6 separate regions of the Mus musculus genome follow, and all the other regions are linked to region 4. A link is a loop called in an ENCODE intact Hi-C map of the cell type or tissue named here. Cell type or tissue: left cerebral cortex. All regions are shown on one strand. Region 1 has its middle 6.0 kb from the start of Bloc1s4. Region 2 holds the start of Tbc1d14 (TBC1 domain family, member 14). Region 3 overlaps Sorcs2 (sortilin-related VPS10 domain containing receptor 2). Region 4 holds the start of Grpel1 (GrpE-like 1, mitochondrial). Region 5 has its middle 13 kb from the start of Tbc1d14. Region 6 overlaps Afap1 (actin filament associated protein 1).

Region 1 (5,000 bases), 280 kb before region 4:
TAAATGGATGTGACTGGCAAAACAAGGGATGGGCACCCCACCAGTCACCCTTGGATCAGTCTATTTTGCGTGCAAAAGCATGCCTGCTAAGATTAGCAGGGTATAGGATGTTTCTCAGCTGATATCAGCCTCTGGCAACCCTGACTGGACTTATATGTATGAAATGCTGGCCACTGAGGTGCCAGCAAGCAGTCTGTGACTGTTTCCCATGCCAGAACTTTCAGGAGTCAATCTCAAACTGTTCCTAGTGTCTTGTGTGCACCTGATAGGGAGCAGTCAGTACTCCTGAAAAGGCCAAGGTTTTCAAATGGTAGGCATGTGTTCCCATGACTTCACCTGCTCTGGTAGTGCAGAAACAGCTGGAGATCATGGGTAAACCACCATGCGTGGCTGTAAGCCATTAAAACAGTTGTTCTTGAGACATACAAGACACAAAAGGGCTGGGGAATGACAGTGGTGGCATGCTTGCTATGCAAGCTGATGACTCAGTTTACCTCTCCAGCTAGGCATAAAATCTAGGCATAGAGGTATGCATCTGTAACCCAGCACTGAGGGGCAGAGACAAGTGGATCCCGGGGGGTGGGGGTGGAGGGTTGGGGGGGTCTCTAGCTACATTCCTGCTGAAACAGCTCAAGGACCCAGTAAGAAACCTCGGAGGGGTACGAACACACTCTGCCTTCCACCCAGGCAAACTCCCACATGTGTGAGCCTGTGTACACACATGCACTTGAACATACATGCATGAGGGTGGGGCTTAAAACCAAACAGTAGAAAAAGACTAGTAATGGCCCGGAATTTGAAGTTTGTAGCTAGCTTGGCTACATAACTTTCAGAAGGGACCCCATGGGAAGGTGCAAAGCCAGTTCCTAAGGATCTAAGGATGTCCTTTTTTTTTTTTTTTTTTTTTTTTTTTCTGTTCGAAGTGAACAAGATGAAAGAGGGGCTCAGGATGCCTGGCAGGGTGTGAGTGTAGGTCATATAAGAGTGAGTCACAAAAGAAAAAAAAATGGAGTCCTACTTTGGGGTCTTACCTGATGAATGTCTAACTTTCTGAACTTGCTCACAGGAATACCTTTTAGAGTTCTGTGGTTTAGAGTGGCCTGATGTTCACAAAGAAAGGGGTGGCATCCAAGTTGTCACTGGAGTGTATCCCGGTGCACAACCCCCGATCCCATCTGCATTAGCATCGTCCCTTGCCAGCAGTGTGTTGATCCAGCAGCTCGGCAGCCCCAGGCGGTCCCAGGCAGTCCCAGGCAGTCCCCTGCTTCTTCCTTGCTGTCCATTTGTGCACACAGTCAAGGGGCTTTAGAAATCTGAGTCTGGCTGCGAAGATGGCTGTGTTTATATGTACATACTGTGTGTATGTGCAGTGTTTGACCTGAGCTTGATCCCACAGAAGAAACCCCAGGCATCATGGTGTGCACTTGTCATCCCAGTATCAAAGGCACAGGCAGGAGGATTCCTGGGGCTTGCCGGCCACCCAGGGCACCCAGCCTATTGGGTGGACTATGAGAGACTCTATTTCAAAAGAAACAAAAACAAGGTCTCTTGAGGAATGGCACCAAAGGCTGTCTTTTGTTCTCTCCATGCCTGGGCTTGTACATGGACCCACACACATATATGCACACATGCACATGTACCACCCCCCCAAAAAAAAACACCCTTGAGTCCCATGCACCAGCCTTTACCCAATGCTCTCAGTAGTTGATTTGGACATAAATGGAATAAAACCAGAAATCTGCTTTGTGCGCAGACAGTTCCCATAGGGCTCACCCCCATCCCCACAAATTTGCAACAACCTTCCTACTTCTTTTTGGATCCTGACCTGGAAGCAAACCAGCAGTCCTGTGTAATAGCGGCTGTGGTATTATCCAACTAGCTGCCTCATCGCCTGTACGCATGACCAAAGACGCTCCCTGGGTCCTGCTTGCTTTGCCTGGATTCTCAGCAGTAACAATGTGCTAGGGACATTCAGATGTCTGTCAAGTGACTAGCAGTCAGACTGGCCCAGTGAGCAAGCTATACCAAGTGCTATACCCAGTGAGCAAGCTATATATTTCCTGGCTTAGGAAAACACACAGGCCAAGAACACACAGAGAAAAATATGTGCTTTCTAGCTCAAGAACAGGGCAGACTAACAGCTGAGGTTGAATACCAACTTAGTCCAAATCATGGATCCAAGACCACACTGGTTAAACACAGTACATGTACTCCTAGGGAAACCATATGGGCTTTGTAGGAACACCAGACATAAGGCCAGGCTACATGTGGAATTCACCTTTTCTGAGACCTTAAATGTGCTAAGAGGCTGTAGAGAACTTTTTCCAAAGTGGCTTAAACCATCAGTCCCATCAATAAATGTGAGACCATTTATTTTAGGCCCTTCACCGACCAAAGGGAGAGGGGATCCTTCCCGTGTAGTGAAGCCCAGCTTGGGGTTAGGGAGTGGGGACAAGATGAAAAGATGGCTATGGAAATAAGGCATCTCTGGACCATTTGGCTTGCAGGACAGCGTCTTCTCACCAGGGGGCGCTATAGGGGTAGGGAAAGCATGAAAACTGCGAATCTAGCCATGGCCGAAAGGAATTCAAACTCGGTCATCTAAGATTTGTAGAAGGACTCAGCCACAACACTCCGGACCTCCATGACAGACACACAGAGCACAAACACAGAATAAGTGGAAGCCAAGGCACAATGTCTGTTCCTCTTGCGTGGAGTGGTGAGCGGAGTGAGGCGGAAGCTGCATGAAAAACATTTGAAATCGCACGGCAAGCACCACGACCGGCACGCTCCCCACCCTTCACTGTCCTCAAAGCTCTGACCTTCCTCCAAAAGAAGCAGGGTCATTTATTTACTTATTCCTTGTCTCCTGGTTAAGGGAAGGACTTGAACTTTGTCCCTTTTGTTTATTCTGAACCAGTGGCACCCAGGGCTAAGCCAATGATGACAGCAGGCACTATCAATGTACCTGGAATGAATGGAAGGGGACAATGGGGACAAGAGGGCAGCTGACAGGGAGGTGGAGAGGGTGCCTGGTGCCTCCAAGACTCTTGGTCCCCAGTGTGTATACTGGCCTCGACTTTGGAGACATCTCCTTCCAACTTCCTCCTTTGTGTCTTTGGGTTGTAGCCATGTCTCGTCCAGCCTGATGTGTGAGTTCCTTGAAGGAGCCAGTATCCCTCTTATCCATCCTGCCACCCCCTTCCCTGGCTCCATCTCTGCCACACTGTATCAGTCAGGGTTCTCCTGAGAGGCTGAGGAACCAAGAGGATGTGCACATAGCTCTATGGGAAGGGGTTATTGGGGGAACTGGCTCTTGAGGTTGCAGGGGCTGAGAAGGCCCCAAGAAACCAAAGGTAGGCCGGAAGTGACTTTGTCCAAGTCCAGTCCACCAGGGCAGCAGAGGTGGGTGAGCTCAAGAGCCTGGCTCTATAAAAGCCTAGGGAAGGGGACTCTTTATTCGTCAGGAGCAAAGTACCCAGTGTTGCTTTAGGGTGGTTCAGGATGGTCAGGGCCATTGGCAAGTAGTGTCACCTATACTGGGCCCCAAGCAAGGACCAAAGACATGCAGAACATGACTGGGCTCAGGGCCTAAGAAGAAACACATTGAAAGGCCATGAGGTGGCCACAAAAGTATCATCCTGCCTCTCCATTAGATCTCTTCCTCTTCTTCCTCCTCCCCTCTCCTCCTCCTTCTCCTCCTCCTCCTCCCCCTCCTCCTCCTCCTCCTCCTCCTCCCCCCCCTCCTCCTCCTCCCCCTCCTCCCCCCTCCTCCCCCCTCCCCCTCCTCCCCCCTCCCCCTCCCCCTCCCCCTCCTCCTCCTCCCCCTCCCCCTCCTCCCCTCCTTCTCCTCCTCCTCCTTTCCTTCTTCTCTTCCTCCTTCTTTTTGAGACAGGGTTTGATGTAGCCCAGGTTGGCCTCAAACCCTTTTTCTCCAGCCAAGAATGACCCAACCCTATATCTCCTTGATGAGTGCTGGGGAACCGGGCATGCCATTAGGTTTTCCTGTGAAGACAGACAGTGCGCTGGGGCTGAAACAGTCTCTACGTGTGGACTCAACATCTCAGTCATTTAGTCTGACTGGTGCTGGGTAAATCCGGAGAGGTGACAGTGGAATGCATAGGAGACCTCCATGTAAAGAGAAATGTCAGGGTCTGGGCCAGAGTGATGGCACGTGGCTGTAATCCAGTGCTCAGCCTGATCTACATAGAGAGATACTAACTAAAATACTAGAGATTGAAAGAGAAGGTCAAGGGGTGGGAGAGAGAGGAAGAGAGAGAGAGGTCAGAATATCTTCCTTTTTTCCTTTTTCACGTAAGAGACATGTATGTGTCTCCTTGTGTAGAGATACATTCCTGAGAGTGAACACAGAGGGTGCCATGGGTCCAAGAGGAGGCTGCTGGGTTTTCTGGGAAGGAAAATTATTGTGGGTTGCCATGGAGCTGTTTGTATCTCATGCTAAATCTGCCTCCTCCAGAGGGGCTGCCTGGAGGAGGAGTGGATCAGGTACCCAGGTGATTCTGTGTGAACCTTCTTTCTCCCCATTCTAACTGGTCAAATAAAGGCCAGAACCTGTGATTGGGCAATGGAAGGGAAAGGTGGGGCTGGAGGTTTTAGAGAGTGGGGGAAGGGTAGGGGACAACAGAGGAGAAGGACAGAGGAAAAAGAGATGGAAGAAAGATGGAGCAGAACTACATGCCCTGGAGAAGGAACAAGTAACAAGGGCTCTCATAGCTGGGGAATAGCTTAGTATAGTGATAGATCTGCCCAATCTAGACATACAACTTATAAACATAATAACTCAGTTGTGTGTTTTTGCATAGACTTATTGGGGTTGGAAGTTTACTACAACAGGAAAGAGGAAAGGAAGGAGCCGTGGTCAGGTAGGAGTGGATAAAAAGCGCCCGTGTTCAGCTCAGCCTCTCCTGTCTGTACAGTCCGTTGTGTGGGGATTTTGATGGAGAGAACTAGGTGAGGAATCACAGAGCTTACCTGGTGCA
Region 2 (5,000 bases), 120 kb before region 4:
AAAAACAAAAAGGAAAATTCTAGTTGATAGGCCCTGGTGTAAGAGTCCTAGTGTAGAGAGGGGTGTTGATTGCAGTGGCTACTCTGGCTACCAAACGCTGTTCTGTTGGCACTCTCTACCTGCCTCAGGTTGCTAACCACTAGTGCACTAGCAATTCCTGTCTTTTTTTGTCTTTGTTTTTGTTTTTCTTATACAATTTTAAGAACCAACCGAGAAATCCAAATTCCAAGCATTGTGTCCTAAAAATGGGAACTGTGGTCTCCATGGAGTAGGAGGTAACACTCCAACAGGATGGGGAGGGAAAAGACTGGGTTTGGGAAGGGCTCTGAGGGCCTTCTGGCTGGAGACGATGGACAGAGACAGCAAAGCCCCGGGGTGGCATGTGAACCTACTGTTACTGTAACCATGCTATGCCAAGAGCCAGTGGCATGGGAGGCAGGTTTGGGCTGGGCAGGACCTGACCTGGGGAGAGTGAGCTAGATCTGCGACACCACGGGTGAGTGGCTTCACCTCCTGTCCTCCTCTGTAAGGTGAGAGGCACTGAGTGAGCTTAGCAGGTTGTGGAGGTCAACCTCTTGTCACAGAGGTGAGGTGCTGGCCACTCCCAGGATGACTCCTGGTAAAGCCAGGTGTGGGTGTGACTCACGTAGCTCATGTGTTGGTGGCATTCACAGAGATTGGGGACTATGATTGTGTTCAGGAGATGAGATCCCTCTGTCTCTGGAAGGGAGGTTAGGGATTCCTAAAACAGCTATTTTGTGCCTGCTACCCTTCACCTGACTGAGGATTCTTCATCCTTCTCTCTTGACCCACTTGCTTCCCAATAACTCCGAGGGCTGCCCTCAGGTCCTAATGAGGACTAATAGGTTAGATAACTATTTTCCTTATAAGAAGTCATGGCTACAAATTGCAGAGCACTGTGTCTGTCTGTCCCAGGAGCCTCCATGAAAGCAGTTGTTGTGAGTGGTGTGTCCTGGGTTTATAGCAGGTGCACAGAGATGGTTTCTATGGATACTGGACATCTTGAAGCATTCCTGCTTCTCTAAAGAGATGCTCAGCAGAGCACACGGAAGTCATCCCTGGCAAGGTCTCCTTCGTCCTACAAGGCTCCTTTGTTCATGTTGTATTGTTAGGGGTGGCTCAGACAGTTCTAGGAGGGCTTCAAGAATGGGGGAAACTGACAAAGTTGGACAATTTCTCTTCTTGTATGACCATTGCTTCAACTATTTTGACCTTGTTCAATCTTGAAATAATGTGGGGAAGGGAGGGGCTGTGTGCTTCAGAGATGGGGATGGGGACAGGGACAGAATCTGAGGAGTTAGTCAGTCAGAGTCTCTGCGAAGCTGGTATTTCTGTCCACAAGTGAGAGGTTTGCAGCCATCAAAGAAGCCACACACCAGCACCAGGGCAGTCCTTCTGGAACCCTCCAGCAAAGCCTGAAGGGGAAGAGGTGGAATAGTTCCCCCAGGGTTCTGCTGGGAGAGCTGTCAACTTGAAGAGGGGTGTTTTCTCTGTATCTGGGAGCTAGAAGTGTAAGGTTCTGAGGGGGTAAGTGTTAGGTTCTAAGGGGGTAAGTGTTAGGTTCTGAAGGGGTTAAGTGTTAGGTCCTGAGGGGGTTAAGTGTTAGGTCCTGAGGGGGTTGTTAGGTTCTGAGGGGGTAAGTGGCTGCGGAAAGTGACCACACCCCTTAGTGCAGTTCACTTTGTTTTTGTTTCAGACGCAAGTTACAATGAGGCTTTATCTAGACCGCTTCTGGGGACTGATGGCAAAAGGTAAGACATAGGTTACATCAGAGGGATGCAGGGTAAGGAGGAGTTCCCAGAGAGAAACCAGGGCTCTGGCACCAGGCTACTGAGGGTGAGGCAGGGTCAGAGGGTGCCAGCTGCAAACCTGCCCACCACAGAGAGTTGTTGATTCCAGAGACAGGACAATGGTCCCTTGTCATCTCAAGGTTCGGTGTTTGTTTGTTTTTTCTAATATTAAAAAAAAAGTCTTTATTTCTTTAATGGATGAGTGCTCTACTGCATATACATCCACAGGCCAGAAGAGGGCATCAGATCCCCTTGTAGACGGTTGTGAGCCACCATGTGGTTGCTGGGAATTGAACTCAGGATCTCTGGTCAAAAGGACAGTGCTTCTAACTGCTGAGCCATCTCTTGCCCTTTGAGGGCAGGTTTTTAAACTGATACTCAAGCATTATGGCTGGAAGGTGAGGAGTCGTGAGGACTCCTGTGCGTATCCAATACGAACGAATCCATTGTGCTGAAGTTTGAAATGAGACTGAAGCCAGTTCCTGCTTCCCAGTCAGTGTTTAAATCCAGCTGTGAGGGCACCAATGGGTGTGATGGAACCTGGCATTGTTTTCAGTTCAAACTGCCAGGAACTTAAGCACCTTTGAAATTTCTATTATGTAGCAAATCCTGAGGGATGCCCTGCAAGTCTCTCAGCTCTCTGCAAGCCAACAAAAGACTGCCCAGTCCATTTAAGCCTCTACCCTCCTGCCATTGTAAGTTGGTGCTTAGAGTAATTACAGTCATGATCCAGAAAGGGAAGTTGAAGCCAGTGTCTATCAAGTAGTTTGTAGGCTCCTAGAATGGCTAGAGTCTGGAGTCCCCCAGCCCAGCAGACACCCTACTTGGATGGGTCTCACGATGAAAGTCAATGCTGTCAGGCTCTCAGGTAGACCTTCTTCCTGTGCATTGAACAGGCACAGGGCTGGGCTTATTTAGCTGAAGGCTCTGGTGTGATGGACTGAGAACCTCATGGCCTCAGGTGGCTGGGTGGGACCCGACATTGTTTCCTTGTGAAACAGCACATGCCATGTGGAAGTTTAAAAGTTACAACACATGTGCAGACCCAAGACACTCAGATATGGCTCGACTCTTGGTCTGTTTCTTCTCTCCTCCCTACCCTCCTTGGAACTGAAGTCAGGCCACTGAGCTATCCCCCAACCTCTCTCTGTCTTCTTTCATCCCTGGGGACGGTGTGCATTTCATAGCTTTTGATATAGCCTTGGTCTTGTAAGCCCTTCCTCTGGACTGTGTTCAGATTTGTGAAAATATTTTAAAATATTTGAGAGAGTTGTACAGAGGTTGAACCATCACCTAATGTTTTGAAATGAATGTACAATTGAAACAAAAGTGGTGGTACATTCCTATAATCCCAGAACTGGGGAGGTAGACTCGGGAGGATCAGGAGTTCAAACTCATTGTTTTCTAGGTTGCAACTTTGAGGCTAGCACAAACAGAACTGTAACCAAGACAAATGGATTTCCTCCTGCTTGCTTCCAGGTACCTGCCAGGGCAGGGAAATTCCTCTTCCTGTAGGACTGTGATGGTTCCAGCCTCATGTGATGGTTCCTGGCTGAAATGCAGTCAGGTTTTAAAGGGGCTTGTTTGTGTTTGTAAATTTTCGGGGTCTGACAACTCCTAGAATAAACCCAAATCATCCCAAGTACCCTTTGTATGGATCCAACAAACACTCATGTCTCTGCTTTTTGAGGCTTAGGAAACGAGTGCAGGTGAGTTCAGGAAGGGAAATGCAGCACAATGACCTGGCCTGATAGAAGACATCCTCCATAGACATCTGGCTTAACTCTGCTCAGCTCTAGCTGACTTCTACCTCCTGAATTATACTTTTTCATAGATTGTGTCTCTGTAATTTTTGCTACTTAAAAAGGTAAAATGTGCATAAAGCCAGGTGTGGTGGCACACACCTTTAATACATAGGTGGATCTCTGTATCTCAGGCTAGAGAAAGATGCTGTCTAGTGAGGCCTCTTCTAGTTCCTAAGCGAGACCATCACACAACTTTCAAAACACACTGATGATGAACCCTGTCTTGTCACCTCCTGAGCCTGCTGGGCGTTGTATACTGAAATATTAAAGTGAAGACAAAAGTTGGCGAACTACAGCGCTAGGCACTAAGCGCAATGAAACAGTGATCAGAAAAGCCCGTTTGACAGGTGACAGGCTAAGGCTATACCGGGAGGGCATTCCAAGGTCAATGATCTGTAACCTGCGCTCACGTGTACCCCTAAATACTCCCGTGGGCTGTTAAGACTCCCCCAGCTGCTGGACAGGGGCGTCCCATCGATGCGCTCCGCCGCTCGGCTCCCCACGCCTGGATCAGCCCCATGCGCTGCTTTCCCCCTCCCTCCCACTTCCCACTTCCAAGATGGCCGCGGGCGGAGCCGACCAGGTAAGGGGCCTCCGCCAGGCGTCTGCGGTGCCGGTATGGACACTGTGACTCTCTCGGAACTTTCCTTGCAGCCCTTCCTGGGCCTGAGGACAGAAAAGGGCCAGGGACACAACTCCCGAAACCCAGGACGGATACTTGGCAGGCCGGAGGAGCAGCGGTAGTAAATAGCAGGCTCCTAAGCTCTACGGAGCTGCGGCGGGGGGCGAGAGCCCTGGCGGAAGAGCAGTGGAAGCTTAGCGGGGGCGTGGCTAGGGAGCGTGAGGGCGGCGATAGGGAGCGCGGGGCGTGGTAACGCTCCTGTCCCCCGGAGTGTGACTAGGGACGAGCGTGGGGTGTGGCTAGTGAGCTCTCGGGGGCGTGGCTCTGGAGTGCGGGGCGTGGCGGTACGCCTGAGGCCCTGGGAGCGAGCGATTTGCGTTGGGTGTTGGGCTAAAGAGGCTCAGCGGAAGGGAAGAGAAGCAGCCTTGTGGGGGCGTGGCTGCGTGGCGTGGGCGTGGCGGGGGTGGGGTCTGGCGCTGGCTGCTTTTAGCCGCGGGCGGCCGGCAAGCACCTGCTGAGGCTGGGCATCTGCGGAGTCTACGCTCTTAGCCCAGCGAGTTGCGGGCCCCACGGGGCCTGGGCTGCGGGCCACGGGCCGGGGAGATGGCGTTGGAGCTGCGGTAGCTCGGGTACTGAGGGGGCTCTGCAGGGTCAAGCTGAGAGGTTGCGGATGGCTGACCGCTGCCACCTGCTGCTGCGTCGGCCAGGCAGGGAGGTCTGAGAGGGCGGCTGGGAGGGCTGGGGTCCGGCTGACGTGCGACT
Region 3 (5,000 bases), 430 kb after region 4:
ATCTATATACCCATTCTTCTGCCACCACAAATACCCATCTTTCTATACCCGTCTACTCTTGATACAGGTCTTGGCTGACACTTCAGATAAAAATCATGCTTACCAAGCCCTCCCAAAGAGGCCATTATGCCACCACTGGCTGAGTGGGTAGATATATGGGTAGTGGATGGATACAGCCATCCCAAGAAGAGAAACACTTGCTTATAGCCACTCAGGAAACCAAGGCCCAGTCCATTTCAGCCACTCTGTCCTCCATAGTTCCCAGCAAGACCTTGAATTCGGACTGTCTCCCTCTGTCACTCCATAGCAAACAACACAAACAAAACAAAACCAGTTATTATTACTGTGAGCAATATGATCAAGCCATGGGTGCTTCAGCTCTCCAAAGCAGACCAGCACAGCCCATCTCTCCATTCTGATGCTCTCAGATATAAGTGGACAGAAGCAGCCATGAGGTAGCATGGGGAGCAGATAGCAAAGGGACTGCAGAGGTTGAAGCCAAGCGATTCTGTCCCTACCCATCAAACCACTGTCTGCTCTGGACCTGAACCTCCCCCATCCAACCAGGTACCGGAAGGTGGTGTCCAATGTGTGTGAAGGTGGTGTGGACCTGCAGCAGAGCCCAGTGCAGCTGCAGTGCCCCCTCCAGGCACCCCGGGGCCTGCAGGTGAGCATCCGAGGAGAGGCAGTGGCCGTGCGGCCTAGAGAAGATGTGCTGTTTGTGGTGCGACAGGAACAGGTGAGCATCCGTCCTGGACTGGCACTGACAGGCAGTTTCAGCCAGGCACCCAAGGTTGAGGCTCTGAACAGTTTGAAGCATGGCCATGAAGGCCTCCGGCCTGACCCCAAGGGTAGGGCCACAGGACCAAAGTTGGCCTCTTGCTTCAGACCAGTGTTTGAGATGAAACAGATACAAGAGCAAGTGCTCATCAGACAGTCAGCAGGAAACGGGCTCCGCATCACACATGTATGTACGTGTGAGTACATGGGTGTGTATATGTGCGTGTGTATGTAATCTTGTGCTTACCAAACACTGATACAAAAGTTGATTCCTCCCCATAGGTGGCACAGAAATTATTTTATTGATTTCTTTCTTCTAATGATGAGGATGGAACCGGGGCCTTTTGCAAGCTAGAGAAGTACTCTTCTACTGAGTCACACCCCCAGCCCAGCACTAAAGCAATTTTAAATATCTAATTATATTGATTTAGTTGATCTGGAATCCCAACAAAAGTATAAAGTTTTTTTTCTTCTTCAAGAAAATGACTTATAATCACAATCCAGAAATAATGCCTTCTGTGTGTATATGGGATGGATATAAATACAAGTATGTGTGTATATATATATATATACACACACACATATTTTTCTCTCCGCCCAGTCTCCCACTCATTCTATTTTTACTTCAGAACAAGTGTTACATTTTCTTCTGATTTTAAAAATAATATATGCTCATTGTAGTATATTTAGGAAACATATTTATATAAAAACCCCCACCACATACATAAATATCACCCAAAATCCTGTTCCCCGGGGGAACTGTTAACTTTTCTGGTTCCTTCTGGTTCCTGTAAAACATAATAGTTTACGTGACACATTCCTGTGTCTCGGCTAATAGAAGCAGCTAATGATCCCTGCAAGAACATTTTAAAATGACCATTAGGAAAACATGAACGTCCAGAAAATCCAAAGGCAGAGGGGGAGTTCCCCTTCCCCTCCAGATTCTGGTTAATGGACACTCACAGAGGCAGAGAGAGATTGAGAACACCCCCACCCCCCAGGATTCTGTGCAGTCTCCACTCACAGGTCAGCAGGATTCCATATCTTTAGCTAACAGATATGAAGGCTAATATATAGATGAATCCAGGATCATGCATGTTGTGCATAAACATCCTTTAAAAGGCATCTGTCTGACTTTAGAAGTACAGGGAAACTGAGCCTATGGAGGACTCAGACTGGTCACACTAAGCACTTGTGTGTGCACCAGGCACTGTGACAGCCACTTCCTGTCAGAAGTGCAATCTAGCACTCAATAAATGTATGTTATAGATAAAGAAACTGGAGCTGTGAACAGTGAGGCCATTCTTTCGAGGTAAAAAGAGGCAGAGATGGCATTGTGTCCTCTGGAGGCCTCAGGACTCCAGGCAGACAATGGCTAAGTTTGTAGCCCCTAGGCCTAAGCTGTACAACCCTCCCTTCTCCTCCCACCCCAACACACACACACACACACACACACACACACACACACACACACACACACACCGAGGTCCTCTTGCTGATTGAGGCAGCCATCAGATACATACAAATGTATCTCCATTTGTATTGAGATCACAGATCAGAGCTCCTGGTCTGCCTGGGGTTCGCTGGACCCTCAGACAGAACCAGAGGAGGCTCTCAAACTCCTGGCCAGACATCCTGGAAACATGGCCATTTGCTGCCCCCTAGAGCTTAAAGCTAGTAACTACAGTACATCTGCAGATAGGCTGGGTCCCCAGGACAAGAGAACAGAGCATCTTCGGAACCCTTGCAGGGCTGCTTGTCAGGCTCAGACTGGAGTGGGCAGAATTGAGGGGAGCAACACAAAGATGCCTTGAAATAGGGGTTCCTGGGCCACCCGGGAGGCCTGGGAGGGAAGCGGGGAGGAGCATGGGACTGAAGATAGGCATATACACACTTAAACGGTGACACTAACTCCCTCCCACACTCACACACACTTTACAGGCACAGTGTGCACTCCTCCACTACACACACACACCTACCATTACACATCACTGGTCTTGAAAACAGGGCTGGGTGTGAGGAGCCTGCGTTTCCTAAGTATCTAAGAATTCACAGTGTTGGGGGATGGAGGCCAGACCCATAGATACCCTCCAGTCTGTAGCTGCCTTACACTTGACAGGTGCAGAACAGACTTGGGGAGTTGGCATCTCCATCCAGCAACGGCACCTCCCCCAGCCAGACCTCAGACACAAACCCAAAATAGATCACACACCTGCGTAGGATACGGGGAGGTGTAAACTTTTAGGACCCCACACCAAAGCCATCCCAGAAGCACAGACTGGGGATCCTCAGCACAAATGGGGCTCCAGGCTGTGGAATGAAGCAACATCTAGATTTGAAACCCCAGGGAAACTGTTGAGAAGATAAAGGCAGCTATAGACAGGAGGGCATCTGTGGGCACAGCCCAGTGAGCAGCGGAGCTGGACCATGCAAAGGTCTCTCTAGCTCTGCAGCATGGAATGGGCGTGAGACATGAGGGACAGTGGGCAGGGCAGGATGGACGATGTAAGCAAAGGCGTGCACTCAAGGATGGGAACGGGAACCCATGCCTTGAGTGCTACCAAGAACTCTTCCCCTCATAGGAATGAATTGGGTGTTGTCTTAGGGTTTCTATTCCTGCACAAAACATCATGACCAAGAAGCAAGTTGGGCAGGAAAGGGTTTATTCAGCTTATATTTCCACATCTCTTTCATCATCAAAGGAAGTCAAGACAGGAATTCACACAGGGCAGGAACTTGGAGGCAGGAGTTGATGTAGAGGCTGTGGAGGGTTCTGCTTACTGGCTTGCTTCCCCCTGGCTTGCTCAGCCTGCTTTCTTATAGAACCAGGACTACCAGCCCAGGGATGGCACCACCCACAATGGGTCCTCCCACCCTTGATCACTGATTGAGAAAATGCCTTACAGCTGGATCTCATGGAGGCATTTCCTCAAGGGAGGCTCCTTTCTCTGTGATAACTCCAGCTTGTGTCAAGTTGACACACAAAACTAACCAGTACAGGTGTGGACACACCCCCTTGCTCCTCATTCAACCCTGCCAGGAGAGCAATAGGCAAAGAGCCCACCTCCAGAGCCTGGATGCCTAAAAGCCTCAGTCTTGTAACCTATAAAATGGACACATGAAACGCCATAGATGCTAGGTCCTGGGAATGCCCCGTCAAAGACTCAGCCAGGTGCTGTGCATTCTAGGAGCCTCATGGCTCAAGGCTGCATTTCCCAGGGTCTGCCTCCGTGTCCACACAGCCACTCCTGGTGCCCAAATCACCACCATGTACTCTTGTAATCTACCCTTGGGTTTCTGGCACTCATATCCCATTGCGACCTCTTAATGACCTGCATCTGCAGGCTTATTTTAAATGTCCATTTCAGAGGGTCCCAACAGATATAGACTTGGGGTGACTCTATCCAACCCTGTGTAGCATATTCATAGAGAAAGTTAGACAAACCCAGGCAGTGGTAGCACACGCCTTTAATCCCAGCTCTTGGAAGGGAGGCAGAGGCAGGTAGATTTCTCAGTTCGAGGCCAGCCTGGTCTACAGAGTGAGTTCCAGGTCAGCCAGGGCTACACAGTGAAACCCCATCTCAAAAACAGACAAACAAACAAACAAACAGGGCAAAGTTAAATGAACATCATTTACATACAAGTGCCCTTCGCTTTTGAGGACTGGGGGTGTGAACTCAGAAGTCTGATATTGGCTAATGTGAGATGACGAGGCGGGAGGGGAAGAGGGCAGGGAGGGAGGGAGGGGAAAGGGGAGGAGAACTCCATCTTGCCTTGAGTCTAAAAGTCGGGGCCAGTCAGCAGCTTGTATGGGGAGTTCAGTGCCACTATCAGACAAAGTGACAGGAGCCCCCCTTGCTGCTCCATACAGTCAAGCCTCATTCCTGGTGTGGTGTGGGATAAGATGAGAAACAGGAAGCCATTTTATCACAGGGAGACAATTGTGTTTTCTTTGCTGTGGTTCCCTGAAGAGACCTTATGGTAGCTACCAAAACCTTCTCTATCTCCATGTGGCATTCCCACTTTCTTTTCCAGTTCTGTGCCTGACTCAGGCTCAGGGTTTCCCCTGGGCCCCACACAGCCTTCAAAATACCGCACTAAAATCGCCCATACATGTTCTGTTTTAAAGGAGAGCCCAGTCTTGGTCCCATGGGCTGTCTCCCAGCTCAGCCCACGGCAGGCCAAAGCCCTGAGAGCAGAGACAACCTACTCTCTGGCCT
Region 4 (5,000 bases):
AACTCTAAACAGAGCACCACAAATAGGAAGTGCTTCCCCCGGAATACTTCAGACTCCTCCCTGCTTTGCACAACATAGACCTGTTTTCATCTTTTAGTCACAAGTACGAGATCATCCGCCTGCTCACTCTCACCCGCTGAAAAGGCCAGCTCCCGTTCACTCCGTTTCCATAAGACTCAGGCAAAGTCTCTCTTTTTTTAATCAACCAAAAACTTGGTCCTAGCAGGGAACAAGCTAAAGATACTGAGCCTAACTTTGGAGATGCGACTCAAAAACCTGAAGCCACGGGTAAAAGTAAAGATGGCAAAAATGGGCATTGTCTAAATAAACTGCACACACACTGGCTTTCTTGCTCCTTGGACCTCACATTCCGCGGAGGGCAAAAGTGGGGGAAGGAATGTGAGTGGAAAAAGCCCACAAACCAGGCAGTACACATCCTGGACTGGATTAGGGATTAGCAACCCCAGCCCCTGGTCGGGCGGGCTTCTGCCTGGCTGCCTGACCTTGGGCAAGTCTCCCGCTTCTAAGCTTGACTTTTGCAATTCCAGGAGGGGTGGTGCCCCTATGCCCGAGAGAGTGCCGTGTGTCACCAGACAAACAAATGGCGGAGCCTTCCACCTGACGCATCACCCAGATCCCCGCATTTACGCCCCAGCGTCCCCACTTCTCGTCTCTTGAGCCCAGTTCGCGCAGTGCCGCACAGTAAACACCAGGACAGCCGCGCGTTGAGAACAGGCACAGGGACTCGATGGTGAGGATGTGACTTCAGGGTGCACGGGCACCGCCTGCGGGGACCAGTCCTGCCGCTAAACCCCCCACCAGAGCTCTCGGCCGTGAGTGAGGCCGACGCAGAGGAGTGAAGCTCTCTTACCTGAACGACAGTGCCAAAGCCGGGAGGCTGCGGCGCGCCAGCCTCACACACCGAGCCGCCATGACTGCCCCCGAGGTCGCGTCACTGCGCCCACACTGAGCATGCGCGGACGCCCCTTACACCGGTTTTCCCACCTACTGCTGCTTTTTAGCTAATCCGTGACCGCTGTTGTTCTGATGGACAGACCATTTCCACCAATAATTACGAGTCATGACGGAATTCTGTTTCCTCCTTCTCCGGTGGGCGGAGACTGAGGCTTCTGGGAGCCCCGGAAGGTGAGGAGGTGAAAGGTGAGGTGGGAGGAGTGGAGGAAAATGGAGCTTCTGTGGGCGTGGTCGCGCCAGGGGACAGCCAATGAAGAGGAAGAGCGTCAGGGCGGGCAGAAGGCGGCGAGCGCTAGGCGGGGACCCGGGAACTCGTGCCAAGTGACTGGTGCTCGCTTTAGGCTCCTGCTACCTTCTGCGGGCGGAACGTGGGTGTCCCGGGAAGGGACGGACCCCATCTCTACTATGCCGCAAGCGCGTTGTGTCAACAGGCTGGCTGTGGACGGCCCGATGAGCGTTACTTGATTTTGTACTTTCGGCCACCTCCAATTTTCTCAGAACGCAACATAAGAAAAAAAAAAACTAACAGCAGTGTGTGCAGGAGAGCTTCGAAAATATGGGTGCTGATGTTTGGTCACTGCTATGGGGGAGGTCGCAGAGCTGAGAGTTGTCGGAGGACGTTTTCTGTCCTGTCTAGGTATGTGCAGCTTCTTCCTTCCTCCCCCCGGCTCCCGCAAATCTCGAGACAGAACGCTTCGTCCGTGGACTACGGCTTGTGTGTGCTCTCGGCGGATCTCTTGAGTTCTAGGCCAGCCTGGTCTACAGAGTGAGTTCCAGGTCAGCCAGAGCTACACAGAGAAATTTTGTCTCGTAAAACAAACCAAACCAAACCAACCAAACAAACAAACAAAAAAGGGACCAAAATTCTATTATTTAATTTCGCTCTTTTAAAAATCATTTCCCCAGCACATGCTGCCTTTTGCCCGCCGTGGGCGTGGGGCAGAGCATGTCCACACAAAAAGCACAGCTCTCACCTCATAGGAAATAAGTTTATTCTGGAGTCATTTATGAGTGACTGGCCCAGAAACAGTTTTAGGACACCTGTGTTCCAACGTGAAAACAGTTTCAGGACGTTTGCATAGTAGCAGAACAAAGAAAGCCACAACTCAAGACATAAAATATATTAGTGAAAACATTAAGTAGGTGATTATAGCAAACGGGAATCTCAGCTGTAGTCCGCAGATGCTATTTGATAGCAAGCTTAGCCCTTTGGTGGAGATTAGAGTTTTGTTACTGTGTTACCAAGATTTTAATCGTCTTTTCCTGCTGTTAGGTCTGACACTGAGTGGGGCAGGGAATCTATTTAATGAACTAAAGATAGCCCAAGATAAATTGTAACTAGGCTCTGCACCTGCAAGGTTCAGCATCTCCAGTCATTGAGGCTTTAATCCGTCAATTGGCCTTTGCAGACAGTTTCTTTCCAGGAATCCTGGTTCACTGGTGTTTTGTAGGACAAGTGACCTGATTTGTTAATTCATTAGGGCTGGGGTCGAGTAAGAGGAGAAGGGATACTTAGAGCACCAATGAAATCAAGAGACATAATTGGATTGAGTCTATGGCACTTGGTTGTGATGGAACAAACCAACCGTGAAAAGGGCAGGGGACTGGAGTGGGACGGGTATCAGATGGTTATTCAGTGCGCTGGCCCTTTTGTTAGGGAACAATATGGGCCAATGGGCAGAGCTCTGGATGGGAATATTTATGGTACATTGTCATATTGGCTGGCAAGGGCTTTAAAAAATACTCTAGTTTTAAAAGGTGAGGTTTCTTGTAAGACTGTGGGAAAGTGATGACATTGTTGAAGCCGGCGATGAATACCATGGGGCTTATACAGTTTCCTTTGAAACTTTCTGAAATAAGACTTAGACCTCCTGTGGCTTTCCCTGGCAGTAACACCAGGTCACCAGATTTCTTCTGTCCTGAACATGGTTCCTCTTAAATCTTGGGTCTTCTCATTTGCTGAAAGGCGTCAAAGAAATGAGAATGCCCGTGACCAGCACATCTGTAAGCAGAGACAGATGAAGAGTTAGAGCTGCTGTGTGTGGAGGTATGGGTCTTCCCAGGGGTGAGGACCCTGGGGACTCTGAATCCCTTCTCAAGCTGGGGTTCTCCTGCCAGGAGGCATACGGGCCTGTGCTGCCACCTGGCGACCCACTCAGGAACTACTTGAGTGGGGGCCATCTCCTGAGGTTACCATCTTAGGCAGTTCTGTAGTCCCCGTGAGGTCCAGAACTTCACCACCCACCCGGGCAGCAGTCTACACAAGGAGATGGAGCTGCCTGGAGAAAACACTTAGGTTAGCTCTCTGAGTTCACATTTAGCAGTTGTCATGGACGGCCCAGCAGAGACAGGGATGCTGGAAGATCAAATGAACACGTGGGGTGGCCCCAGAGAGGATGAAGTGGTGTTTACAAAGAAAGCCAGTCCTCAGAAGGTCCTGAAGATGGCCCCACAGCTTGACTGTGGGCGTGATATGCATTCCAGCATAATGTCTGCTGTGTGTCAGGTGCTTTAAGATGTCCTCTTATGGATCAGACCCAAGACTTGCTGGGCAGAAAAGTGGTTGGCCAGGTTAGGTGAATCACAGAAGAAGACAGGGCTCTTGAATATTCCTTTATATTGCCCAGCATGCACCACTGGGGTGGAAAGCAGAACCAGCGCTGACTCCAAACGTCCAAATGTCACTGCCTTCAGTGACATGGTGGTGGTGCCTCAGGTAAGGGGTGGCTCTTCATCCCCTCATGCAACTTGGAGTCGTCCAGTTTGGAAACATCTAGTATTGAGGGATGTGGGGGTTCACCTTCTTTACTACCCTGACTGGATTGGAATCACCTAGGGGAGACACGTGGGGGCATGTCTATGATACTATCACAGAGAACCCCCGGAGAGGTTGAACTGAGGGAAGATCCACTCTAAATGGGAGTGGCAGCATCCCGTGGACTGAAGCCAAGACGAGAATAAGAAAGCCTGCGGAGTACCCGCTGCTGTCTGTTGCCCTCTGCTTCCTCATCCTGGAAATGTGAGCGAGCAGCCTTGAGCTCCTGTCGGTGCCTCCCTCACCAGGATGGACTCTAACCCTCTTGAACCAAAATGAGCCCTTCTTCCCTTAGGGTGCTTCTTGCCAGCTGTTTTGTCACAGTAATGGAAGAGGTAACTAGGAAACTAGGAGTAGCAGGCAGTGCTCTAGATGGACTCCAAGGACCATCCCGCACCTTCCCCATCACTCAGTCAGACACTAGGTCTAGGTGCTTCTGGGCAGGAGCTTGCACTTGGTATCCATGTCCCAAGTCCATTGTTCTTGAGGTAGAGAGCGACTTGTAAGTTTGAGGTTTTAAGTCCTTTAAAAGCAGCCAGCAGTAAAGTTCAGGTGAAATTGGGAGAAAGCCTAGAGTCCCCATCACTGTCTGGAAGGTGGACAAGTGCTCCTAGAAGCAGAGAGGCAATCCCCAGCCTAAGCCAGTCAGAATATGAGCACTTCAGACCTGCTGCCTGGAAGAGTGGAAATAACCAACCTCTGGGCGGAGCCTGGGAGTGAGCCCTTCCCTGGGGCCTGCTGAGCTTTGGAGAGGAGAGCTGGTTTATCTCACAGAAGCTACAGCACTGCCTTCTCCCCATTTGTTATGCCCTTACAGTGGGCTTTGATGCAGAGCATGGAAATGTGTCTTACACCTTGGTTTCTTGGTTGCCCTTATGACCCCTGACTCATAGAAACTTGGCTTTCTCCACCCCACCCAGATACATGGGTTCCAAATGGAAAGAGATGCTCTTGGTAGGAAAAATACTACTGTGGGGAGGAGGCAAGGCTATGGATGATCAGGTTGCAGTCACCGGCTCCAGAGACTTCCTGTGAGGCCTTTTATTTGGGTTGGCAGATGCATGGGAGATGAGCAAACGCAACATTAGCCTCCATTTCCCTGGGAACATTTTGGTGATGGTGGCATCTGGATTCCTAGACACATTCAGGATAGTCACAGGAGTGGATGTCAAGTGGCCTTAGCTGGACCAAAGGAGAGTTGGGAGGTGCT
Region 5 (5,000 bases), 130 kb before region 4:
GTGAAGAGCTGGGTCTGGTGACTTATCTATGGAAGTATTCAGGTTGGGTTTCCTGTGGTCACTGATGCCAAACCATCACTAGATCATCCCACAGCAAGCTGCAGACCAATGATAACCATCAGCCCCTTGTGCACTTAGGCCCAAGGCTGCCTGATGTGAAAGGTCTGGTCACATGCACTCTCCCCAAGGGTTCCTGCAGCAGGGCAGTGAGTAGAGTGCCAACTGCTGGGAAGGGCAGGACCAATTAGATGGGAATGGTGCAGTGGGCGCCCTCTGGAGCTGATCTCAGGGACATCCCTCCCCTTACCCCAAGAGCGTTTACCTACTGGCAGCACTCTGCTGCCTCATCACTGTGGTTCCCCGAGGCTTGGAATTTCTCAGCATCCAGACTTTGAGTCCTGGATTTGCTTGGCTTCAGTGGAGGGAGGGATGGGGGACAGGAAGAGGGTTGGAGCGGCCTGCTCCAGAAATGCTTTTACATGCCCTCACAGGCCTCCAAGGTTGAGTAGGGATCTGAGCTCAGGCGGAGGAGGAAGAAAATGCCCTGGGAGTCTTCTAATCAGGGACCTAAACCACCCTAAAGTTGTGCCCTTTAACACAGTTCTTCCTGTTGTGGGGACTCCCAACCATAAAATTATTTCATTGCTAGTCCATAAGTGTAATTTGGGCGGGGGGGGGGGGGGGAAGGGGGCTGGAGAGATGGCTCAGCGGTTAAGAGCACTGACTACTCTTCTGGAGGTCCTGAGTTCAATTCCCAGCAACCACATGGTGGCTCACAGCCATCTGTAGAGCAGATGCCCTCTTCTGGTGTGTCTGAAAAAAGCTACAGTGTACTTACATATATACATAAAAAAGTCCTTAAAAAAGTGTAATTTTGCAATGGTTATTATTCATAATGTAAATATCTGATTTGCAACCCCAAAGGGGTCATGACCCACAGGTTGAGAACAACTGCTGTGCACCAGCCACTTCCCCAGGACCCGTGAAGGAGCAGCATGGGTGCTTTTGTATCCCTCTCATTCATGGGGATGTGAGGGGTTTTGTGTGTGTGTGTGGGGGGGGTGAAGGGAATGTATCCCCCTTATTCAGAGCCCACAGGGCTTAGCCACTTAGTTCACTGAGCAAGCCAGGGCCCGACATTCGGCATTTTGCACCCCCACCAGCTGGTTTCCCAGCTCCTGAGGGATTGGCTCTAAGGGTTTATAGGCTCTCCATACTTCCAGTTTGCTCTGTTCACTTCCTCAGTGGTTAAAAGCAGTCTCTCAGCTTTCTGCACCAGCTGTCTGTTGCCATGCCCCCCACCCCATGCCCACCCCCGCCATTATGGACTCCTAGACCCTGAAGCCAAACTTTTCCTTAAATTGCTTCTGGCCATGCTAATGCAGACTCTTTACAGAGAGGAGAAGGAGAGACAGACAACGGAGAGCTGAATACCAGGAGAATGTTGTGCTTAAACCTGCTTAAGCAACTTAGCCAAAGGAACTCTTAAAATAAAAGGTCGTGGGGCCAGAGAGATAGATGGCTCACTGGTTAAGAGCACTTGCTGCTCTTTGGAGGACCCAAGTTCACTTCCCAACTCCCACATCAGATGGTGACTCACAACCATCTGTAGTTCCGGCTCCAGGGGATCTGACACTGCTGCCTTTCTGAGAGCAACTGCACTCACATGCACAAAACCACACGCATATGCATGATTAATAATAATAAAAAACATTTTTAAAAAAATCTTTAAAAATAAAAATAAAAAACAGGGTTCAGACGTACTCTCCAGTACCACAAAAGATGGAAAAAAGAAGAGGAGGGGAAGAAGGAAGAGAAAGTTGAGGAGGATGATGATGAAGTGGAGCAGAAAAGAGGAAAAGGACGATAAGGAGGAGGAGCAGGAAGGAGGAACAGGAGTCTGAGGAGGAGGAGGGAGGAAGAGGAAGATGAGGAGAAGGAGGGAGGAAGAGGAGGAGGAGCAGGAGGGAGGAGGAAGAGGAAGATGAGGAGAAGGAGGGAGGAAGAGGAGGAGGAGCAGGAGGAAGAGGAAGATGAGGAGAAGGAGGGAGGAAGAGGAGGAGGAGCAGGAGGGAGGAGGAAGAAGAAGATGAGGAGAAGGAGGGAGGAAGAGGAGGAGGAGCAGGAGGGAGGAGGAAGAAGAAGATGAGGAGAAGGAGGGAGGAGGATGAGGAGAAAGAGGGAGGAAGAGGAGAAAGAGCAGGAGGGAGGAGGAGGAGGAAGATGAGAAGGAGGGAGGAAGAGGAGGAGGAGCAGGAGGGAGGAAAACCAGATGACTGGGGTATTAGAAGACAGAACTATCCTGTGTCCTTAGGTATGTATGCTGGCAGTGTAGGGATAGTGCCAGGAAAGCTGTCCTACTTTGGGATTGTGTGGAAGAAGTGGAGATGTTTACTGTGGACTGGTAACTCTTGAGATGTGCTCCAGGATTCAGGCAAAGTGAAAATGTGTAACCACGAAAAGTGAGCAGAGCTCTGTACCATGGCATGGCATGAGCTTTCCACTCTCTAAGTGTATTTGATAATCTCCAGAGTAATGTGCCCTGAGATACATCTTAAGGTGTTATAACTGAGCCTCTAGGTTTGGACCAGCAGCAGAGCTGGGTTCTGAAACATTCAGCTGGAACAGGAGGAGCTACATCCAGGTCTCACTCGTAGCTTCTGCCCTCACTGACTGCCACCAGCTCTGGGGGGAAGAGAGACTACAAAAGCACCTTCCACTGAGCCTCCACGAGTCTTCAAGCTGTTGCAACAGGCCTGCCTCTAGGGGAGCCTCTCCCAAGGACAGAGCCTATTTGCCACACCTACTCACTTCCAAGTTAGGGTGCTGTACTTCTGGGAGGGTAATTTGGTGTCCATGTCCCTCAGAGTTTCCTGAGCCTCACTGAACGGAACCCAGGGCTCTCTTCTGTTCCCTGCCTCCAGCTGCTGAGACCCATTTAGGGCCTTTGCATGGGGTGCTTCCTCCTGCTGTTTAGCATCTCAGTCCTGGCATTTATCTGCATACCCTAGGGACATGCATCCGTTTCTTCACAGATAGGGGCTGAAAATGAGTTCCAGCCAGCTCTCTAGCTCCTGCAGCCAGAGCAGTGGCAGAGAGACAAGAGATAAAAAGCTTCCCTTAGCCGGGTATGGTGGCAGCACTTGGGAGGCAGAGGCAGGCGGATTTCTGTGTTCGAGGCCAGCCTGGTCTATAGAGTGAGTTCCAAGACAGCCAGGGCTACACAGAGAAACCCTGTCTCAAAAAAACCAAAACAAAAGAAAGAAAAGAAAGAAAAACTTTCCTTGAAGCCCTTCCTTGCCATGCTATTCCAGAGCATTCCTCAGGGCAGGTACCCTCCTTTCTGTGCAGACACTAAACAATGCTGTACATCATATAGGTCACCCTGTCCCAGGAGAGCCCAGTGATGCTGCCTTTTCAGCTCTGAGCAGGTGGAAGCTCGTATCTGCACCGGAGAATGGGACCATCTTATGCAAATATGCAAATCCAACCTTACTCCTTCGCCTCAGCTCTATACATAGGTCCTTCCATTGCTGTTCCCAGTAGCTGTGACTGTATCACTTTAAGTAATAGACTTGACAAAGAATCTCACTGTGTGCCTGAGCTGGCCAGTCACTGCCATGGGACCATCATGCACAGCAGGGGAATCTAAGGGGGATTCAAAGACATTGAGGCCACGATGGATCTAGGAGAGTAGAAGTGAGGAGCAGATACAGTTGAAACACGAACACTGGATCCATAACTGGGGAAGCGCTGTCCCAGGCTAGATGGGCCTTTGTGGGGCAGACACACCTACCTGCAAGGTGACTGTCAATCACTCTACCCTGTGATTTCTGTGGACTGAGGCTTGCCTGCCTAACTGAGCGATATATTTCTTCCAAGGCATTATGGGTAAGGTCACCTCCTTTACAACCTCCTGACTTGATTTCTTGAGTATTGACAAAGCAATTTTATTTTTATTGATAATTTTCCCATCTGTGTTCTTCCCTCCAAATTAGTATGCTGAGTCTTCCAACCTTGTGAGGATCAGAAGATGGGGTGGGTTAAAGGCACAGGTCGTCTGGTTGGCAGCAAGCGCTTTTACCCACTGAGCCATTATGTCAGCCAGGCAGAGAACCAGCTTGTGAACAAGGTGGCCCTTGTCTCACTCATCTTCCCTAACAGGAAGGGTCCAACCATCTGTGAAGGTCCCACAAGTTGGCCCTGCACTCAGCGTGGAGCTGCCCCTCTGGCTACATGTACAAGGTGGTGACCTCTTGTGTTACAACAGCCTTTTTTTTTTTTTTTTTGGTTTTTGAGACAGGGTTTCTCTGTGTAGCCCTGGCTGTCCTGGAACTCACTCTGTAGACCAGGCTGGCCTCGAACTCAGAAATCTGCCTGCCTCTGCCTCCCGAGAAAGGCGTGCACCACCATGCCCGGCTTTTTTTTTTTTTTTTTTTTTGGGGGGGGAGGGGGGGGTCAACAGCCTTTTTAATAGAGCTGCGCTAACACCTGCTGCTGGGGGTGGGGGGTGGGAGACGGGGAAAGCCATGCTGATGGCTTTCAGGTGTCTCTGGGCCCTGCGGAAGAAAGCCAGGCCCTTCAGAGGAAAGCCAGGCCCCTTCAATAACCACTGCTGTGGGAAGCTTGGCTGTAGCCAATCAGCACATGTGCTCATGAGGAGTCTTTCAGGAAGCTGGGCCAAGGGCTGGGGGAGGGTCTTGGGAGGGAGTCTTAAGTGTTTCTCTCCTCCTGGGTGCATGTGACAGCAGAGGCTGGCATTGAGCAGTAACTCAGGTACCAGCCAGGAGGATCCAGACTGTGCCAGTCCTGGGGTCCCGCCAACCTCTTCTCTTGTTTTCGGGACTCCGAGGAGGTCAGGTGAGTGACCTTTCTCTTACCCTCCAGCACCCAGGCCAGGTTGTGCTTGGCGTCAGGTCTACCTTCTCTGGTCCCCCTTAGGGTAAGGTTAGCTTCTGCCTATTGGGTGATGTTTGGCTCTCAAGAGGGCTGGGGCCCCT
Region 6 (5,000 bases), 480 kb after region 4:
CCCGCAGCATCGTTCATCTCATACTTGTGTGTGTGTGTGTGTGTGTGTGTGTGTGTGTGTACACGTGTGCATGTATGTGCATGCATGTGTGTGCGTGGTGCATGGATACGTGGGGGTGTCTGAGGCCACAGGCTGGGAGGGGCAGCTCACCCTTGAGGGAAGCCTACATGTTGGGGTACACAAACAGAACTGACCCAGTGCTGCTGGTATCTGCACAGTAAGGGGAGGCCATGCCCCACCTTGAAAATGATGCAATAGCCAGAATGGTATAGGTGGGGCTGGGGCTAGGGCCCACCATGACACAAAGGCAGGCTGAGAGTCCTGCTCACAACCCTCACCAGGCACAACCCCTCCCTAAGATCTGTCCACAGGACCAGTAAGGACGAAGTCTAAAACCTCACCTATGATGGAGGCACCCCTAAGAAGCACACTGGCTCCTCTCAGCACAAGGCTCCCAATGCACGCTGCCCCACACCTGCTCACTGCACAGGCATAGCCAGGAGCCAAGCGAGGGCACAGCAGGCAGCCACTGTGCGGCACTGCTTCCGGGTGATGGCGGCTGCAGCTGTGTTGGGTGAAACTAATCAGGGTCACTCACACTGCACTATATCTGACTTAGTCACGCTGTAAACTGCAATATTCTTCCAGCTCCATCTATTATTCTAATTTCATCCACTGTCCTCTAGCCAGCCTCTTGCGTACTGAGATGTAACTATTGATGATAGATGAGCTGTCTACGAGGGGTCACAAGACCTGATGCTCATGTCAGAGACCAAGGTTTGGGAGGAAAGTGGTTTAAAGTGGTTTAATTCCCCATCTCATTGGATAGAAAGTAGACACCCCAGGACAGACTCAACCAACCAAAACTGACCATTGGCTCTTGAAGGACACTCACCGAGCCGTTGACACAGGGGACGTCATCATAGTGTAGTGCTGTCCCACTGGGATGGGCGTAGCCGTTGGAGAGGCTCCCCAGGTATGGGCTAGTGGACACTGCCCGCCTGTTCATAAAGCTGAGAGAAAGAAACAAGACATGTCAGTTATCCAGCAAGGCCTCTCTGTACACTGATGCAACCAAAGGCTATGTCAGGCTCAGGGGCAGAACGCTTAGGCAGCGGCATCTTAAAGGGACTGGGGCCAATCCTCACCCAGAGCAAAGACAGGCCCCAGCATTGACTATGGATACCATGTATAGGGACATACAGCAGCACCTACAAGTGGAGGGAACTGGACAGCCACCATTGTTTTCCTATTTCATCATGGCGGGGAACGCTCAACACAGGGAGGGCACAGCAGTTCTTTCTGACAAGTGTGGGCCAGGTTTGTTCTGTCTGCAGTCTGGCCATTCCCAAAGGCAGGGGAGGGCATGGTCTACACCACTACCTGGCCATCTCTGGGATGTTTGCGGCTGTTCAGCAAGCACTCGTGGTCTCTGGCAGCCACACAGCGTACCTTCAGCTGGTCCTGGATCTGCTGCGAACACTGTGAGTACCCAGGCTAGGGCTTCAGAAGCCCATGCTGCCGGGATACGCGAGATACATGATTGGGTTCCTGTTCTTGGCCAGAGCCCCTACATCCTTGGAATTCCCTAATGGTAACAAGCCACCTCCGCCCATCATAACGAGCGGCCGTCCGTCCTGGTAAGCCACAAGGATTTGGGGATAGAGGTGCCGGTGGCCGAGGAGACAGCCCTATGATCACAGTCTGGGACTTTCCACTACGATATGACAGGGCGGAAGAGCTTCTGCAATGAAGACAGCAGGAAGGAGATTCGCCCAGGGAAGGCACTATACACAGAAGGGTGCACCCAGAGAGAAGATGTACCCAGGAAAGGTGTTCACTCTGGGAGCGCACTGTACTCAGGGAAAGCATTGTACCCAGGAAAGCCTCTGTACTCCAAGAAGGCGTGTACCCAAGGAAGGTGCTAGATCCAGGGAGAGGGCGCTGTACCCAGGGAAGAAGAGGAAGCCCTGGTCTTCCATAACTCACGCACTGCCCCTCCTACCCAAGAGCTCCACACTGGTGGATTCCTAACACACCAATGACCTAGCAAATGAACCACTTCCTGAGGTCTAGGGAGGTCCATGGGGTTGAGAGAACCTCAGGTTAACATCTGTTCTGTAATTGAGCATGGGTGACAAGCTGCATTTGTGAATGACATCTGAAGGGGACAGAGCTTTTGATCTTCAGGACAGGGTCAAAGCAGTGGCTCCCTGCTGGAGTCCACAGAGAACGAGGGTGTCACCTGCTGTGAGAAGACCCAGACCTGGTGGCCACAAGGGCAGAACAAGAGTCTGCACCTCAGAAAGGGGCAGTTTGCCTCTCTTCTCTGCCCTTGCTTCTCAGAGACTCAGAGCACACCAGCCTGATGCATATCACTACCTCACTACCCAGAGGAAGCTTCCAACGTCACCAAAACAATGAAGCAAAACACTGTCCAGGGCAGGCCACCTGAAGCAGACTCCAGCTCTGCCCCTGGCTCGTCCGGCTTCCTCCTTCCTTGCCTGCATGGGGTCAGGAAGGTGCTGGAGCTCTTCAGCCCCTTCTGCTTTTCACTCTGCCCACTCAGAGCATGGCTCCTCCCAACAGTGTGCCCCGGGGAGGTGGGATGAGGGTGCCCTTCCTTGCCGTCAAGAATCCCCTTCCCTCCGCAATGCTGACTTTCATTTGTGTCCCAACCTAGCCTATTCTGTCCCTGCTCCTTGCCTGCCTCTCCTCACTAGAACACAAGCTTCTGGGTGTACTGTCACCCCAATTTCCAGAGCACGAGGAGAGATGAGCTGGCCTCTTAGGAAGCTGGGCTTGTTTCGGGACAACTGTAAAACCCCAGGAAGAAATAAGCAAGATAGCATTTGCTCCTAACTAGGGAAACTAAAATCACAGAAACTTAACCAACAAATGTATTTCCCCCAAAATCGTTTCTCTGGGGAAAGTAGCTTAGGGCAACACGGCCACTCCTGTGGCTCTGCACACCCTAATGGCCACACTCTCTCACAGTGCATTGCTGCCCCCTGCTGGAAGAAGCTGGAAAGCATGGCTCCCCCAACCCTTTCTGCAGATACAGCATCTTACACTTCCTAGCTTATGAACATTGATTTAATTATTCTATGCTTAGTCTTTAGCAAATCAAGTGTAGGGAAGTTAAATGGACAGGAAGGAGGAAATTCAAGAAGAAGATATTCACTAGCCACTTAGGAGTTCCTGCGTGTTTCACATGCGCATTCAAGGCATTGACTGAATGTCTCAGTTGAGGACAGTCCGGGAACAGTTGTGAATGAGACGTGATACATGGAAGAATGGCAGGATACCAAGTGTGCCTTCACCTGCCGGCACTGAGCACGGCTACTGCTGACCGCTCAGTGTGGCACGTGTGTGCACAGAACTCTTTCTCCTCCACATCGCAGGAACTACAACTTGCTCTGCAGCGTCAGGTTCTGGCAACCTGTCCAGTACTCACACTTATGCACAGATATCAGGAAGATCAAAGACAGTCAGCAGAGCCCGGGTCTCTAACTGGGCATATTTCTGATTCCGTCATTGGAGATGTTTGAAGGATTTGAGAATCATGACACACACACATCCTTGTTGGCAGAGGCCTTCTCCACTGGCCAGAATATTCCAACGTTTGAGGGCGGGGCACAGGCCAACTCACATGAAGCCAAGAATAATAAGCAGGGGCTTCCCACTCCCTTCTGGCACTTTTTCCAAAGTGACTTTCAGCCAAGTGTGTAAGTACAAATGAGTCTGACTCTAAAACATAAGGCCATCCCAGGGAATGCTATATGCAAATGCAGGGACCTGCAGATGGTGGCTGGAAGGTGGCTCTCCCCACCCTGTCCCGCTCCAGTCAGTCAAAAGCATATTACCACCACCATGCTCTGCTGGGCCTACAGTGGGCAACACTTGGGAGAGCTTCAGGGGATGATGTCCTTCTGTCACATGACCCATGGCCTTTGGTCAGCCTCGGTGTCCAGCACCATTTACACCCCAGCATGCCCATCTCCCAGGACAATCCCACAAGATGTTTTTTTCTCTGTTTCTTGTCCCTTTTCAATACCTTATTTTTCTCTTCCCTTCAGTCAGACACAATTGCTGATAATTCTTATAATCATTTGGCAAAGATTCACCACACAGATGCCAAGTTATAAAAAGCGAAAAATTAACTAAATCCTGGGCTATCTATCGCTGGCAAGCCACCATATTTTGAAGGCCGTTTCCTTGTTCAGTCTCCTCTCTATTAAGTTTTACGGGAATGTTTGGCTAGAAAACTAAAACATGAAAATTAACTTTATTGCTAGCTGACATCCCTAAAAAGATTTTAATGAGGTAAAAAAAAAAAATTCCTAGGCTAAGTTTATGGCATGTGCCTTTTTAATGAAGAGTGTTCGTTTCGATACAGTGACTTGCATTCCTTTCTCCAAGATGTGACCACCCTACATTTGGTTTAAATTAAAATTCTGGTCAGTTATAAAGGAAAAACTGAGCCGTGTGCGGAGGCAAATACTTTTTCACTGAGGGCTTCTCCTAAATGTGGTAATGTTTGCTAGTTAGAGTTAACATTCTGTGAGTTTTGTTTTGAGGATTTTAGTAATTTCCACATAAGTACAGCTAACAGCTTAATCTATCAGGCTGTGGAGACATCACAGGATGGAGTTGCCCGCTCGAGTGCCTGCCTTGACATCCATGGTCAACTGTGAGGTGAGACTCCAGGCTGAAACAAACCCCTTCCTTCTAAAGCCGCGTTTGGACATGTTTTATCATAGAAACCCTGAGATAGTTCTACATCCCAGTTTTTTAAAACTGGCTTATTTGTGTTCCTGGCGTTCAGATTTCTTTTAGATCTATGCATACTCTAATATGCCTTTTGTCAAATGTTTAATTGATAAAGTTTCCCCCCCCCCATTCTGTAGGCTGCTACTTTGATGGAGTCCTTTGCCATACAGAATCTTTCTCATTTAAAATATCTACAGGAGTTAAGTAGCTTTCGAGGGACTGGGGGT

The links. A loop is a pair of places that touch in the nucleus more often than their neighbours do. Peaks named below come from ENCODE experiments on the same cell type or tissue, not always from the same donor. Only the 100,000 strongest peaks of a DNase experiment are listed, where the experiment ranks them.
Region 1: a loop joins it to region 4, with 6 times the contacts of the local background. A loop is called at or near these places in 37 of 42 quality-filtered maps.
Region 2: a loop joins it to region 4, with 5 times the contacts of the local background. A loop is called at or near these places in 20 of 42 quality-filtered maps.
Region 3: it touches region 4 in a loop (2.4-fold over the local background); 2 of 42 quality-filtered maps call a loop at or near these places.
Region 5: a loop joins it to region 4, with 2.8 times the contacts of the local background. A loop is called at or near these places in 20 of 42 quality-filtered maps.
Region 6: it touches region 4 in a loop (3-fold over the local background); 2 of 42 quality-filtered maps call a loop at or near these places.

What each region holds. Positions count from the first base shown.
Region 1 is chr5:36,740,182-36,745,181 of GRCm38, reverse strand. No RefSeq gene overlaps it. Among named protein-coding and RNA genes, the nearest start is that of Bloc1s4, 6.0 kb to the left of the region's middle. In left cerebral cortex, a CTCF peak has its summit at 2,515 (motif pointing right); a DNase peak (open chromatin) is centred at 2,523.
Region 2 is chr5:36,581,554-36,586,553 of GRCm38, reverse strand. Tbc1d14 (TBC1 domain family, member 14) reads left to right here and starts at 4,157. Exons shown (of 14, transcript NM_133910.3): 1 at 4,157-4,199. In left cerebral cortex, CTCF peaks have their summits at 2,035 (motif pointing right) and 4,203; DNase peaks (open chromatin) are centred at 4,182 and 4,536; H3K4me3 peaks cover 1,393 bases; H3K27ac peaks cover 1,214 bases.
Region 3 is chr5:36,031,436-36,036,435 of GRCm38, reverse strand. Sorcs2 (sortilin-related VPS10 domain containing receptor 2) reads left to right here. Exons shown (of 27, transcript NM_030889.2): 18 at 568-739. Among named protein-coding and RNA genes, the nearest start is that of Gm52811, 51 kb to the left of the region's middle. In left cerebral cortex, CTCF peaks have their summits at 669 (motif pointing left) and 2,469 (motif pointing left); DNase peaks (open chromatin) are centred at 1,592 and 2,462.
Region 4 is chr5:36,461,127-36,466,126 of GRCm38, reverse strand. It overlaps Grpel1 (GrpE-like 1, mitochondrial), which reads right to left and starts at 942. Exons shown (of 4, transcript NM_024478.2): 1 at 872-942. The coding sequence starts at 933. It overlaps 2210406O10Rik (RIKEN cDNA 2210406O10 gene), which reads left to right and starts at 1,273. Exons shown (of 3, transcript NR_126488.1): 1 at 1,273-1,612. In left cerebral cortex, a CTCF peak has its summit at 3,121 (motif pointing left); DNase peaks (open chromatin) are centred at 1,107 and 3,124; H3K4me3 peaks cover 1,877 bases; H3K27ac peaks cover 1,071 bases.
Region 5 is chr5:36,593,018-36,598,017 of GRCm38, reverse strand. No RefSeq gene overlaps it. Among named protein-coding and RNA genes, the nearest start is that of Tbc1d14, 13 kb to the right of the region's middle. In left cerebral cortex, CTCF peaks have their summits at 270 (motif pointing left), 837 (motif pointing left) and 2,737; DNase peaks (open chromatin) are centred at 1,592, 2,400, 2,796, 3,484 and 1 more place; H3K27ac peaks cover 1,677 bases.
Region 6 is chr5:35,980,202-35,985,201 of GRCm38, reverse strand. It overlaps Afap1 (actin filament associated protein 1), which reads right to left. Exons shown (of 17, transcript NM_027373.2): 12 at 896-1,013. Among named protein-coding and RNA genes, the nearest start is that of Afap1, 89 kb to the right of the region's middle. In left cerebral cortex, a CTCF peak has its summit at 3,014 (motif pointing left); a DNase peak (open chromatin) is centred at 3,013.